Regions from separate parts of the Mus musculus genome. Here region 2 is linked to region 1. A link is a loop called in an ENCODE intact Hi-C map of the cell type or tissue named here. Cell type or tissue: heart. All regions are shown on one strand. Links, peaks and the distances in the headings refer to the core of each region. The heading gives the core; the rest is flanking DNA. Region 1 has its middle 20 kb from the start of Gm40634. Region 2 overlaps Rtn4ip1 (reticulon 4 interacting protein 1).

Evidence for each region. A loop is a pair of places that touch in the nucleus more often than their neighbours do. Peaks named below come from ENCODE experiments on the same cell type or tissue, not always from the same donor. Only the 100,000 strongest peaks of a DNase experiment are listed, where the experiment ranks them.
Region 2: it touches region 1 in a loop (6-fold over the local background); 3 of 42 quality-filtered maps call a loop at or near these places.

What each region holds. Positions count from the first base shown.
Region 1 is chr10:43,721,126-43,725,515 of GRCm38, forward strand. No RefSeq gene overlaps it. Among named protein-coding and RNA genes, the nearest start is that of Gm40634, 20 kb to the right of the region's middle. In heart, for the core only: no CTCF peak of the experiment used is centred there; no DNase peak of the experiment used is centred there; H3K4me3 peaks cover 1,446 bases; H3K27ac peaks cover 1,807 bases.
Region 2 is chr10:43,917,516-43,921,905 of GRCm38, forward strand. Rtn4ip1 (reticulon 4 interacting protein 1) reads left to right here. Exons shown (of 9, transcript NM_130892.5): 5 at 3,872-3,920. Among named protein-coding and RNA genes, the nearest start is that of Rtn4ip1, 18 kb to the left of the region's middle. In heart, for the core only: a CTCF peak has its summit at 1,666 (motif pointing left); no DNase peak of the experiment used is centred there.

The sequences.
Region 1 (4,390 bases), core at 187-4,186:
GAGCACACGAACCTGTTCTCCCCAAGTTCATTCTGGCCACAGTTTCCATCGTAACAACAGGATGATCCAGAACTAAGTAGGACAGACACCAGGCTTATGACACACAGACCACCAACAGGACATTTGTAATCTTGTGCAGAAGAGGACAGAGGCATGGTCTCCTAGAAACACAGTCAGCATAACAAGACAGTTCGTCATAAGGGCCATGTTAAGTAAGTAGCGTCCAGAAGCCGAGCGAGTACCATTAGACCAGTGTCTGTGATGGATACTGTGAGCTCTCATCTTGATAGGCTCTAGACTCACCCAGATACACCTGTGAGGGAACTTACTGAGGTGGGAAGACCTATGTATCCTAAAGGTGGGTGGCACCACTTCCTGGCTGATCACATGCATTTTATACTGTCTGGAGTTCTCCTAACTCCCTTTCTGACTCTGGATGTGATGTGACAAGCTGCAGCTGGCTCTTATCCCTTCAACCACCCTGCTACAACAGACTAGACCCTTGAACATCGAGCTGCAATAAACCCTTCCTTGCTTGCTTTGCTTTTGTCTAGGTGTCTTATCACAGCAACAGGGAACAAGAAACTAAGACACCTCTTTCGGGAACAGTTGGAATGTCCCTTGGGTTTCTTGAATCATGAATAATTAACTTGAAACTGATATAATAAATTCCTAAGCTCAAATGCAAAGAAAATATAAACATAATTTGCTATTTAAACGAACAGAAGTTTTACTGTATAGATAGATGCTCTTTAACATTTGCAATGAGGACTCATAAAAAAATACCATGAAAGTCACTGTTACTGGGGGGCTGGGATCGTGGGTCAGTGTTTAGTATATTTAAAGTGCTAAGGTCAATCCCTACCACCACCAGAGGGGGGAAATTCACTTTTATTGGGGCATCTTACAGATACAGACCAATACAGATGTAACATTGACCTGCAAACTCCACTTTGAGCTAACAAAACTAAGTTCTGACCCTAACAAAGGGCTGGTTTTCCTGAATTTTCATGAGGCTGCATTTCTAGAAGGCTTCGTGTATATTAAAATTGTACAAACAAGGCTTTGTTTCTGTATATGAAGAGAAATTAGGTTCCAGGCTCAGGATTAAGCATAGGCTTTTCACCTGCCTGAGAGTTCAGCCACATTTCCAGTTGTGTGACATATGCACTGCTTTCTTCTGCAAGCTGTCCAGTGTCATTGCTGTCACTGAACCAGCAGGGCTCCATCCCAGCATTGTGACAGCCAGCAAAATCCATACACACGTGGAGTGGGTAACAAGGCTCCTAATGAGAAGTACAGGTGAAAGAGATAAGTGAGGGTGGGGTGAGGGGGAGGTAGGGGTGGGGTAGGAGGTGGGTAAGGGGTGGAAGGTGGGGGGTGGGGGTGGTGCAGAGCAAATTTCCGCCAGCACAGGACCCCCCCCCCCCCCCCCGGGGATTTGCTGAAATGTAGATCAGGAGGTGTGGGGCAGGCTTTAGAATCTCATCTTCTCTACAAAGTCCCCAGACTGAGGTTGCAGCTTTCAGAGGAAGAAGAAAGAAGCAAGAAGCTTGGGTAGAGGAAGCAAAGACTTCACAAAGAAGAGAATACAAACAGATCTTTGAAGAAAGAATGGCCTGGAGCTGTCAACCTCCCCCGACGCCTAGCTGTGGGGAGACAGGGGGTGGGGTGTCCATAGCCCACCCTGCCGAAGCCAGTGAGTGGCCTGGAGCCAATAGCCTCACGCTCAGCCTCGCTGTAAGGGTTGAGTCTGGCAGACCCCAGGCAAGTTCATTTCCTTCAATAAATCCAGCAGCTTCCCCTTTGATAAATACTGTCAGAGCTGGAACATGTGGTGCTAACAAAATATGGTTTTAATTTGGGACCCGCTGCACTCACGGTTAAATACTTGTGTATACAATAGCAGCTTCACAGCCAGACAAGTTAATATGCCCGGGCTGAAAATGGCTAAGCCCATGAGGATTCGGTTATACACATTTTTGCTGCTCTGAAAAGCAACCTAATCACCATCATCAATTTTAATACTCCAGGACTTCTCGAGAACGTGGAGGCTTTTAAAGGGCAGCCAGTTTTGCCTCTGCATCCAGTGCAGAAGCCACACATTTGTTTCGCCGATATTTTATATCCACTTATTGTCATATGTTGTTTGACCTTCAGAAAACGGCATGCTGTTTTAATCAACAACTCAACGCGGCATTCAAACTCGATGGTGCATAGCCTCGTGGCAAACCCAGGAGGTGTTGGGGAGAGAAGACGGGGTTGGGGGAGGAAACCAGACCAGAGTTTAACAACAGCCAGGCTTGTTGTGGCGGGTCTCCGTCCTGGGAACAGAAACTCTCAGTATTTTTGCCAGGCTTGAGTGTGTCTGCCTTGGAATAGTCCAGGGAGAGGAGAAAACTGGTTAGACCAGTTTCCGCTGTGGCCCTGGCAGTGGACAATGCTGGTAACTGGACCTCCAGGAGAGCGTGGATAATGAGCAAGCCCACGGCTTCCAGACAGTGGGTCACAGGAACGGTGTGAGGCCATTTCCCGGCACACCAACGATCCCAGCACTCAGCTCGTAACCGTCCTGGGAGACAGAACTAAGAAAGGTCGGCAGCAGGTGTCCTGCGGGCGGTGGGCAGAAGAGAAAGCCAAGAGTTTTGGTTCCTGGAGTCGGGGTTTTCTCAAAAGACCGCAGCTTCAGGAATAGGGAGGGAAGTGAGCTGGGTCAAGCCCCGTAAAAAACGAAAAATAAACCACCCAGGAATCAATGAATAGCCTTAAAGGACTGGAGGTTTATTCATCAGGCATAAAGGGAGCTGATAGGAATTCTTTAACCATCCTGGAGACATCTGTATGCTGCACTTAAACACATTTTCCCCATTAATTAATTAATTAATTAATTAACTAATTTTAAATCCCAATCGCAGCTCTCCCTACACCTCCTCCCACATGGCCCTTCCCCCACACTCCATTTTAAAAAGTGTATTTTCCAGGCCAGTAGTGAAGTTCAGTACTAGAGGGCTTGCTTAGCATTCTCCAGGTCCCACACTGTACCCGGGATTGGAAAAAAAAAGTATTTTTCCTTTTATTATGTACTTATTTTGAGAGAACAAGACTACCATCCCTTGAGCAACAATTTCCCAGTTAATTATTCTCCATCAAATCCTTTGAAGGAGTCGTTAAACACTGGTATGAACTCTTTTGTTTTGGGTGCTGGGGACTGAATCCAGGGCCAATTGAGAGACACCTGTGACCCTTCAACTCTGGGTGCTTGTGCACAAGTATATGTATATTATACCTGAAAGGCATTGATGGAGAGAGATGGTTTTAATTAATTCATTTTTCTTCATTTTTTTCTTTCTTTCTTTTCTTTTTGTTTTGTTTTGTATGAGGATGGGGTTTCCCTATGTAGCCCTGGCTGTCCTGGAACTCACTCTGTAGACTGGGCTGGCCTTGAACTCAGAGACCTGCTTGTCTTTGACGCCTGAGTCCATGCACTGCTGGCCAGCTCTCTGTTTTGTTTTGTTTTTTGTTTTTTTTCCTAATACAGGGTCTTGCTCTGGGGCTGTTCTGGCTGCCCCAGAACTCATCATGTAACCCAACCCAGCCTTGTAACTCAAACACGGCAATTCTCCTGTTCCAGTCTCCTAATTTCTGGGATTACAGGTATGCACACCACATCCAGCAATGGACATTCCTCTTTATGATGAAGGCAAGTTTTTTCTGGTCTACTAATCTGTTTTAGTTGAAAGTGTTTAGGCACAACCAATAGGACTGAGTGGATAGGGAGTCTCCCAGGACACCTTACAGAAGTCTCTGTGTCCTGTTTTCTCTCATTTGTTGGCTGGGGAGAGAGAGGTAGTATTCTTGCCCACCTCAAATGTGTTGGTTAGGAACCATGGAGACTTTGGCCACATGAACATTCATTCAGCCTGTTGCTACCTTTGCCATTGGCTTCTCTTTTTTCTTTGGATCGCTTCCTCGCTAATGGAAGGATCAGGAGGGTGCATAGTTCATCTGAGAAAGAATGAATGCAGACTTCTAATGGTATAGAGATTGTATGCCACTAGTGGGGGAAGGGTTCCCACATATCCATCCCAGCAATGAAATGCTATAGGGACAAGGGGTCAGTGGGCATTTAATCCAAACCAAATTGAGCAAGTAGAACAAGCCTCTAATTGGAGGCCTGGATTCCACATTAAAAACCATTCTGCACCTGATACCTTTGAAAGATACCGCTGTGGCATCTACATTTCATGGATTTACTCCTAGCAGGCCCCCCCCCCCCCCAAGCACGCTATCCATAAAGCACTGATCCAGCCTGGCACCTGCTTCCTGCAGCCCGAGCCCAGGGACTGATTGGGCAAAGTCAGCACTCCTTTTGTAGGCTCTGGAGCTCTGA
Region 2 (4,390 bases), core at 144-4,143, 200 kb after region 1:
AGTCCCCATTCGGTTGCTTTGTTCGTAACTGTATTATCTCCCTCAGTCAAAGTTTCTCATCCACGGTAGTTAGTAGGGAACTTAGCATGGTAAGTAAGCAGCATGTTGTGCTAGGATAGGTCGGCTGCAGCTTCACCTGTCTCTCCACTCCCACATTGAAAAGGAGCTCGTGAAACTCAAATGTGGGTCATCGTCAGCACCATTCTTATTTCCTAAAGGTCATTGTTTTTACCTGTAGAAAACATAGCCAGACTTCATCGTTTTTATTGGGATCTACTAGGAGTATTTTAATCTCACGGGGAGCCAGGAAAGCCTATTACACCTGTGTTAAAAAGCACAACATGAGTCAGTGCCGAGATCTGGACATTTGCAGCCCAGGTTTCTTCAGGCCAAGACAGAACAGAAACTTGAGAGTAAATTCCTCCTTCGGGTTCCCTCATGGTTGTGTGTGTGTGCACATGTGCACTCGAGTTTTTGTGTCTGTGAATGTATGCCACATGTGTGAGAGCACTTGTGGAAGCCAGAAGTCTGATCTCCTTGAAGTAGAGTTGTGGCAATTGAAAGGCACCTGATGTGGGTGCTGGGAACTGAACTCAGGTCCTCTGGAAGAGCAGTAAGTGTTCTTATCTGCTGAGCCATCTCTCCAAAGAAGCCACTGTTAAATCAGCACATTATTGGCTTATTCAAACATTAGGCAGAAATGACAGAGCGAATTAGGATTTTAGAGTTTAAGAAAGCAAGTATGATAGCACATACCTGTAACCAACCACTCTGGAGGCTGAGCTAGGAGGGCCAGGACTTCAAGACCACCCTCGGCTCCATAGCAAGGTCTGAGGCCAGCGGGGGCTACCTAATACTCTGTCTCAACAACAAAGAAGAATGCATAGCATTGTAGTCATCATTCCTATTCTCTAGTGCTTTCTAGGTCTGCCATTAATTAGATCAAGCCACAGAATTTTCAGAGTAAGCTGTGGTCTATGAAGTGAGGAGCCATGTGTTAAAGACCTGGGCAATCTTGAATTACAATGTTCATGGGCTTTTTCCTATAGAAGCCAGTGGTTCTCAGCCTGTGGGTTGTAACCCCTTTGGCAAACATCTGTCTTCAAAATATTTACATGATGATTTATAACAGTGGCAAAATTACAGTCATGAAATAGCAGTGAAAACAGTTTTATGGTTGGGAGTCTCCACAATATGAACTGTCTCAAAGGCTGCCGACCATTGATATAAAATAGCAAGCAGCACACTTTTTTCACCATTTTTTTCTTTTTTCTAACTTTGGTTGGGTGTGCATGTGGAGTGTGGTGATACAGCAAGGTAGGTAAGAAAATCCTCCTGAACAGCACTGGGGGACAGAGTGAGGGTGGGCGCCACGGTGCTCTTCCCTTAGGTCTGCGAGGTACTTTATAGAATACAGTTAGCTTAGCCACAGAACGTCAGCTTATTGCTGGCTTTAGACTTTATTTTGCCTGCTGTCCCTTTAGAGATTGGCTTTGTTCGGAAAAAGAATAGGCCCTGCCTGACCCTACACAAAACTAAAGTTTGTGCGGCCAGAAAAAAGTCCTCCCTCAGTGTCTCAGCACTTCCTTGGTGCGCCTCCATCCCGTCTTGAGCCTGCTTCTCTGCTCGTTTGCACTTTGAGGGCTCCCTCAGGTGGCAGCATTGGGAACTGACACTGGTTGTAGAGCATCACGCTTTTGTGAGATAATTTTGCTGTTTTATTTAGGAAGTGAGGCTGCTTCGGATTAAGGGTTATGGGGAAGAGACAAGCTGACAGGAAGGAGGTCAGAGACATGTCTGTCAGTTGGAACCCGGGCAGCCATGATATTTGCTGTCCTTTTAATCCTGTCTGCTAAGTGTGTCCTCCTTTATCTCCAGTCCTTGTGCAAAGCAGACATCCCTCCAGGCTGAGTACTGCTAGTGCTGGGGTGCTTCTAACAGTAGTGCCGCTGGTTTGTAGCTTCCATAGGAAATCGTCTCAAGCCACCAGAGAGGCGTTTTCTTAAGCAGAGCCTTAGGAGTCAAAAATCACCGCTGTTAGACAAAAAAACTTGGTAAAATGCCTGTCCTTTCTCTGTCCTAATGTAGAGTAAAAGAAAAGTGTGATGTTACTTGAAGGAGAATTTGACTAATTTAGGTAATAATCAAAGAGTCAAGGCCAAGTATTTTATGGGTAAATTAACTGTTAAAAATCCGTATGATAGTTGTTTTGTTGTTTACATGATTTGGTTTGAGAGAGTCTCACTGAGCTGCCCAGGCTGATCTTGACCTTACATTCTCCTGCCTCAGCCTCCTCCTCCCGAGTGCTGGGATTCCAGGTGTGTACCAGCACCTCAGCTGTGTGACACTTCCTGTGTCATATTTCCCCACTTGGGAATACTAACGCTATCGCATGGGTTGAAGTTTGGAGGAGATGGAACATCTGCAGAGTGTCACCTCTTCTTCACTAGTGATAGCTTTGAGATGAAAACCACTTCTAGAAGTAACGTGATTTTCAAAGAGACTTTTTAAAATTATATTTAATGGTATTTCAAAGGGAACAGCTGACTTGGAAATTATAGTCATAACTCTTAACACACAACAGATGATAATAATCAGCCTCTGTGATTTGCGTGAGGGACAGAAAGATGAAGTAGCTAAGATTACAGGCAGGGTGTGTGTTCTAAGGCTCAGTGCACTGGTTAGCAGTAGGTGGCAAAATTCTATACTGTCTCGTAGTGAAGATAGAGGGCCTATAACTAGTAGTTATGTAATGATAGTGGTAGATAGACGGCAGGCACCCCCTCCACTTATCTCAGGAGTGTTTTCTGTGGGCGCTCAGGGAATTTTCATGAAATAGCCTCCGTAATAGTTAATATAGTACCAGATACCAGACCCCATTATGTCATGGCCTTCCACCTCTACTGGGTACAATGTTCTAGATATTTGACATCATGCAGCCCAGGTTCCGCCCCCCCCCCCCCCATGTGTGTACACATGTATGTTCCATAGCACTCGCATGGAGGCAGACAACACCTTTCAGGAGTTTGTTCTGCCCTCTTACCCCCACTCCTGCGGGTGCCGATGGTTGCTCTCAGGTGGTCAGACTTTCCTGTCAAGCCCTTTTACCCACTGAACCATCTTGCCTGCCTGATGCTGTGAGTTTTGACTACTGATTCTTTCAGATCTCAGACTTCTTTGGGAAATGGATGGTGGCTTTGTATCCTTCTCTTTGCCTATGCACACCTAGCCTTGCATTACATTTTTGGAGAGTCACAAATGTAGAGGATCAGGCTCTCTCCCTCCCTTCTTACCTCTGCCCTCTCTATGGACTCCAGGCTAAGTCGTCTCTCCCCTAGCCCAGGTCTCCAGTGGCAGGAGGCCACTGCGTAGCTGTGGTAAGAGCCTGGAGCCCAGGATGCTTGTGCTGACAGCACAGTCAGCGGCTTATACAGGAAATCCTACCGAGATGAGTCTGTCTGTGACAGTTGACGAGCTTAGCAAGACATGCCTGGACACAAGGTGCTCTTCTACCTCTGCAGGAATGTGGTCAGGAATGTGACTTCTGAGAGAACAGCATTAAGAAGTTTCCTCCTTACAGAGAAGCGCGCTAACTTTAGCCTAGAATAACTGACTGTGAAGCGGAGGTTACAAAGCACCATCTAAGCTACCTGCAGAAGTGAATTGTTTGTCTGTGAGTGTTTTGTGTTTCAGTTAAGAGTGTGCTAAAGGTTTCGTTTTAACTCTCTGCAGCTTCTTGGTGAACGCTGTAATTCAGCCTTGGGAAGGAGGATGGCTTTAGTTGCTTTGGGGACTGTTTGTCACTGAGGAAGTTTCATCTTTAGAGTGTGCTGCCCAGTGTCTCACCGCTGTGCTTTCTCTTCTGTTGCAGTGCCTTAATCTTGGGTGCGTCAGGTGGAGTTGGTACTTTTGCGATACAGGTAAAAGGATTTCTTAATCTTGTGATTAGGAAGACTTTTGTTTATATGAATTTATAAATTCATATGTTATAAATTACTTTCCTCAAAAGCTGAGTCTAGTGTACTAGTTAGTTTTGTTAACACCAACTATAGTTACCTGGGAAGAGGGAATGTCTGTCAAATAGGCTCGTGAGCATGTTCATGGGGCATTTTCATGACTAATGTTCAATGTGGGAGGGGCCAGCCCACTGTGGATGGTGCCACCCCAGGACAGGTGCTCCTGAGTTGTATAAGAAAGCAGGCTGGACAGGCCATGGAAACCAGCCAGTGAACAGCATTCCTCCATGGCCTCTGCTTCAGTTCCTGCCCCGACTTCCTCTCTAATGGACTGTAGTCTGTGAGCTGAGATACTGTACTCCCCAGATTTGGTCTGGTCATTTTAACCCAGTTATAGAGCTAGGGCATCCAGGAAATGCCTTCTGGTGTGAGTG